2 separate regions of the Homo sapiens genome follow, and region 2 is linked to region 1. The links are chromatin contacts, found by Hi-C or POLR2A ChIA-PET in ENCODE. All regions are on one chromosome and are shown on one strand. Each heading gives the region's core, a stretch centred on a gene start or an enhancer-like site at or near the end of the contact. The rest is flanking DNA. Distances are from core to core; before and after follow the strand shown. Region 1 overlaps THSD4 (thrombospondin type 1 domain containing 4). Region 2 overlaps THSD4 (thrombospondin type 1 domain containing 4).

Region 1 (2,700 bases), core at 112-2,611:
TAAATATTGCTAATTAGAAATTTTAACTTTTCTATAACTTGAATTTGAATCTCTTCTGTTTAAATGACAACTGAATTTCAGATTTAACAAAATATTATGAACTCATAATAAAGGGTATTAATGTATTTGTTATCTACCACTTCCTTCCCTGTATCTTTGGGCCCTCACCACTCAGACCAAGGTTGTAACATTTTTATTCTAGAAGTTGAAAAACACTGCCCTAAATCCCTTGATTAAAAACATTCTAGAAGCTTGAGCATTTTGTGGGGAGAGGGAGACAGTGTGTGAACATGCCTCACATGTGCTGGCTGAGCAGGGGATGGCCTCCATCACTTTATTTCCTCTTCCTAATGGATTGCAATGCGAAAGGCCATCCACCGAGGTGATCTCTCCCCAATGATTGAGATTCTTTTTTTCATTGACTGTGTTCTGCTGCAGTCCAGCCCCTCAGGTTTGGCCTTCCACATCATTCCCCGACAACCCACCCCCATGCCCTTCTCCAAGAAGGATGACCTCAAGTGTGAAATAATCTCCAGCATCTGTTTGGGGCTTTGATTTTGTGGGTTTATTTTACACATCCTAATTCTGCAGGAAACTCCCTGCAGATGTGGAGAAGCCCTCAGTTACTGACCCCTTGTTAAAAGAAACAGCCAGAAACCAGAAACATGACCAGGAAGATAAACAGCTGTTGAGGTCTCAGCTGCTCTCCAGAGTGGCATCATCTTCGGAAATAAGCCTTGCATTCATCTTCACCGAGGAAATTGGGCCTTGAAGTTCATTTAGTTAGAGATGGTAAAAGCATGGCACACATACCTCCCACCCTTCTCTCGCACCCGTGACAGACATCACTCATCAATCATTATATCCTTTTTCTCTGGGTCTGAAATCAGCCCCAGAATTCTCCTCAAAAAGGGGTCCAGACAAACTCTGTGAAACCATATTAAATATATTTGTCATTCTAGAAGTCTAGGTTCTAAGGGATAAAGATTCTGAAAAGAAAAATTAAATAAAATCTGTGCATTTTTGTTGGGAGGGGTTGGGGAGAGGTTAGGGGGTACTTGGTTCAAGTCCTAAACAGAGTAGGAAATTCTGTTTCCTTGAAATACCATCTCAAAGCCCACAATACTGATTTAAGAAAAGAGCCCTCAACTAAAAGCAGAAGAAGTTGCTGGGGCTGACAAGTATTTGCATTTCCTGAACGTGAGCTGTGTTCCAGGCACTGCTCTAAGCACCTCACATGTATTGTCTCATGTAATTAACAGAAGATGATTCTGATGCTAACATGACCCAGGATTCAAGACTCATTTCTCAGATCCAACATGTTTCACAGATGAGTGCAGCACAAGTCACACAAGACAGCTGCCTGCCAAGAGTGCGCTCACCCTCCCCAGACCTGAGCTCCATTAATTCTGCTCAGGAAGGAGGGCCTTTTTCAAATCCAGCACAGCCCTGGCCCATCTGCTCCAGTGTGTCACTTAGCCATAGTCTGTTTCTGAATGTGCAGCTTCAAAAAGAAGCAGATTTTGTAACGGATTCCCCCTTTGTCCCAGATAGACAGCACAACCTCCATGAAAGATGTGCATCTTCCTTCTTCCAGTGAAGAAGTTCTGCTGACAGTTCTGAGCACTATGAGGGCCACAGGTCTATCCTGCAACAAACATATCAGGCTAAGGGCTTACTTTCAAAGAACTAGAGAGAGGGAGGCTGGTTTGTTTCTTCTCCTAGGCTTGGGTCAGACACTGGCAAACTGACTCATTTGCCTTGATGGGCTGGCATTTGGCCGCAGCCTTGGTCAATGCCAATTTCAGCGTTATTTGGCCCTTGGGGATTGTCCATGGGTCCTGGGTGACAGCCATGCACCAACTGCCCCCAGAGCTGGGGAATGAGAAAATGACATGAACAATGATAAAAATAAAAATGAGAGCTACTGACTGTATTGGATGTTTAGTAAGCACTCAGAAAATGTACCAAAGGCTTCATATACACTCTCATGCTGAATCCCCAAATTCTTCTGTGACCTGTTCATCTAGAAAGCTGCCGATGTCCACCTCTTAGAGAAATGGTTCTGTGGTAGTCGAGTGTCGGTTTCAAAGCTAGGATTTTGAAGAAGTCCTTTAACTCTGTTTCCCCATTTGTGAGAAGAGATTACCCTTATGTTTCATGTTATGCATCATGAAGAAAAATGATCCACAAAAATATGCCTTGGCTATTCTGCAGAAAAGAACAAAGTAAGTTCTCAGTTTATGACTGTTATGGTTGCTGATATACTGCTCTGGCTTCCGGTTTGCTGGGTGTATCTTATCACACTGTCCTCCATATGTGAATCCTAAACCTTAAAAACAATGTTTCTTTAGATACTTTCATCAACTCAACTCGAAACTAAAACAACAGGCTGGGAGGCAGTGAGTTTCTTGAGGGCAGAGGTTGTGTCTTACTCATCTCTGAATTCCACATATTTGGCTTAAAAGAAACAGGCAAAAATGTTATTTGAGGATAAAGACCAGAGGGAGGTTGAGAAAGGGAAGAAAGAAGCCACAACCTTCTGTAGCATTATCTTGTCAACGAAAGTTCATATATTTTCAATAAGCATCTACTAAGCCCCGTAAGAGAAAAAGGTTTGTTGTCTGCTTGGTACTACCTTAAACATTGGGTGTTTGATGCAGACGCTGCCTTTACTGAGTGGGAAATAGCCTTGAGTAA
Region 2 (2,724 bases), core at 56-2,555, 100 kb before region 1:
ATGGTTGAACTAATTTACACTCCCACCAACAGTGTAAAAGTGTTCCTATTTCTCCACATCCTCTCCAGCATATTCTTAAGCACTATAATTACTAGCATTTTGCTGGGAATTGTGAAAATAGAACACAAGAAGAGTAAGTAGAAAAAAATAGTAAATTTCAAGCCATTAGAAGATGGATTGATAAACTTTAAAAAATTGCTATGATCCATATGCAATAAAACAAAACTTGTGAAAGATACCGCCTATTTACTGAATGGCAGAAGACGGTTCCTCAAGAGCCGCCTATGGGAGCAGTGATTTGTTTTTCCATGTCAAATCTAGTTTGTCCTAAAAGCAAACAGCTGCCAAAAGCATATTCTGCATTTTTCAATAAATTTTCCAGTTCTCTATTTTTTAATACTTTCCCTCAACTGTCCATGAGATCTTGATCTGGCCTACCGTGGTCTTGTCATTTGGAATGCTTTTCATGATTGTAACTCCTGCCATTCTGCTCCAAAAAGTCATAGAATATTCATTTTTCAATCAAGTAAAAATATATTGTAAACAGGAAGTCTTGTTAAGGTACCTAAATACAGGTGGCTTTTCCAAGTGATGAACAAAGAAAGGTTTCCATTTGAAGTCCATAAATGCATTAGCCCCGAGCAAAGCAAACTTACCTTTCATCACTTCAAACACCTGTGTGTTCTGCTTCTTTTTCGAAATGTATGTTCTAATATTTGTATATGAAAAGACAGAGATTCATAGAATTGAATACAAAGCCAAAAATATACACAAGTAATAAAGAGGGAGCCTCAAAATAGTGGGGGCAAGGTGGACTATTCAATTATGGTTTAGGTAATTGGGTAATTATCCATAATTGGGTAGCCATCTGAAAAAAAGTAAAATTGAACCCATACCTCACACGATACACTAGGATAAATTCCAAATGAATTAATGTAAAAGGTAAAAATGTAAAAACACAGAACCATAAATTGCTGAAAGAAAACAGGATGATTTCTTAATAACTTCAAACTGTAGGTCTTTCTATGACATAAAATCCAGAATCACAAAAGAGAAAATTGCTAAATTTGCCATTTAAAAAATGTGAAACTTCTGCATGGCAAAAATAAACAAAATTTCATAAGCAAAGGCATAAGTTAAAAAAAAAATAAACCCTGCAATTTACACAATAATCTCTTTAATGCATAAAAAGCTCCTACAAGTTAAGAAAAAGATCAGCAACCCAATAGAAAAATGTGCAAAGATTATTAAAAGACAGATCACACAAAAGGAATGTAAGTGGTTCCTGGGCGAGGGTGAGGGCGAGGGCGAGGAGGGCACTGCACAGAGCTGGGACCAGGGTGGGTAGGGGAGGTGCTTAGGGCACGTAAGTGAAGGAGACCTGGAGAACTTAGTAAATGCCTCCTTAAATTCTTCACCCAAGGCACTGCACTCACTTCATCCTAGCCCAGTCCCTGAAGGTTCAGTTCTGAAGCATGTGAAAAGATGCTTGAGCTCACTCAAAATTAGATAAATGCAAATGAAAACTAATAATACTACAGGAGATACCACTTTCCCCTTATCAGACTGGCAAATAGCCAAAAAGTGGATAGCAAACCACTCTCATACATTGCTGATGGATGTGTTAGTTGTTTCAACCACTTCGGAGGGCAATTTGCCACCCACTAGCTATCAAAATCACAAATACATATGAATTCTTGGCTCCCTTTTAAGAATTTATCCAACAGTTATTGCAAACATGTAAAGGGACCCATGTACCAGTATATTAACTGCAGTGCTGGGGCTCAGAAACCAATACCCGAAAATATAGCACTTTAACATGCTGGACTGAAGTAAGCACCTCAAGGTCTCTCTGACCTTACCCTACCTCCACCTCCCTTTAGCCTCTCAATGTTCTGTCTCTCCCAAAGCTGTTCTCTGGAGTTCCCTTATCTTCCTAAAGTCCACACCTGCCAAAGAAGAAAACAATTACCTCTGGTCCTTTCCTTGAGTTTTCATTAACTCATATCGCAGGAAGAAAGACTCAAGCTGTCAATGCCTGGGCAGACTTCTGTCACAAACCATCGTCTTCTATTTTGGTGCCTGATATGGTTTGGATGTGTGTCCCCTCCAAATTGCATTTGGAAACGTGATCCCCAGTGTTGGAGGTAGAGCCTAGTGGCAAGTGTTTGGACCATGGGAGTGGATCGCTCATGAATGGCTTAGCACCATATCCTTGGTGATGAGTTCTCAGTTCATGTGAGATCTGATTGCTTAAAAGAGTCTCCCCCTTTTCTCTCTCGCTGCTGCTCTTGCTATGTGATGTGCCTGCTCCCACTTCACCTTCCACCATAATTGTAAGCTTCTTGAGGCCTTACCAGAAGCTGAGCAGATGCCAACACCATGCTTCCTGTACAGCCTGCAGAACCATGAGCCAAATAAACCTCTTTTCTTTATAAATTACCCAGCCTCAGGTGTCTTCTTTATAGCAGTGCAAAAACAAATGAACACAGTCCCATTCAGTATTTCAAAAAGAATCATTTACCAGCCATTGTCTGCTCTGTGGGCCCAAGAGACTTTGTCCCAGGTCACTGCGTGTTCTCCAAGTCCATTCATTTCCCCGTAAAAATGTTACTATCCCTCAAATTGCCACATTTCCCTCATCTCCAATTGCCTTATGAAAAAGGGTGTATAAACATTTCCATTGGGTTGCTGGGCATTCATTCTCCTGCAATTCCCCCGTGC

The links. Hi-C counts contacts between places; a loop is a spot of excess contacts on that map. ChIA-PET counts read pairs that join two places held with the same protein, here RNA polymerase II (POLR2A). Pooled maps may share reads with other maps.
Region 2: a map of ascending aorta shows a loop between it and region 1 (3-fold over the local background). The contact joins two enhancer-like sites. A Hi-C loop is called at or near these places in 4 of 168 maps with a recorded cell type or tissue (PC-9, ascending aorta, cardiac septum and 1 more) and 4 of 50 pooled maps. POLR2A ChIA-PET finds 5 or more read pairs at or near these places in 1 of 52 experiments (PC-9).

What each region holds. Positions count from the first base shown.
Region 1 is chr15:71,333,717-71,336,416 of GRCh38, reverse strand. The region is part of intron 6 of THSD4 (thrombospondin type 1 domain containing 4); the gene reads right to left. Among named protein-coding and RNA genes, the nearest start is that of THSD4-AS1, 150 kb to the right of the region's middle. Within about 2 kb of position 1,361, at least 3 of the 41 ENCODE cell types and tissues checked have a DNase peak (open chromatin) inside an H3K27ac peak, as active enhancers do; they include PC-9, where a contact is called at or near this core.
Region 2 is chr15:71,436,717-71,439,440 of GRCh38, reverse strand. All of the region lies in intron 7 of THSD4 (thrombospondin type 1 domain containing 4), which reads right to left. Among named protein-coding and RNA genes, the nearest start is that of THSD4-AS1, 250 kb to the right of the region's middle. Within about 2 kb of position 1,305, at least 2 of the 41 ENCODE cell types and tissues checked have a DNase peak (open chromatin) inside an H3K27ac peak, as active enhancers do; they include PC-9, where a contact is called at or near this core.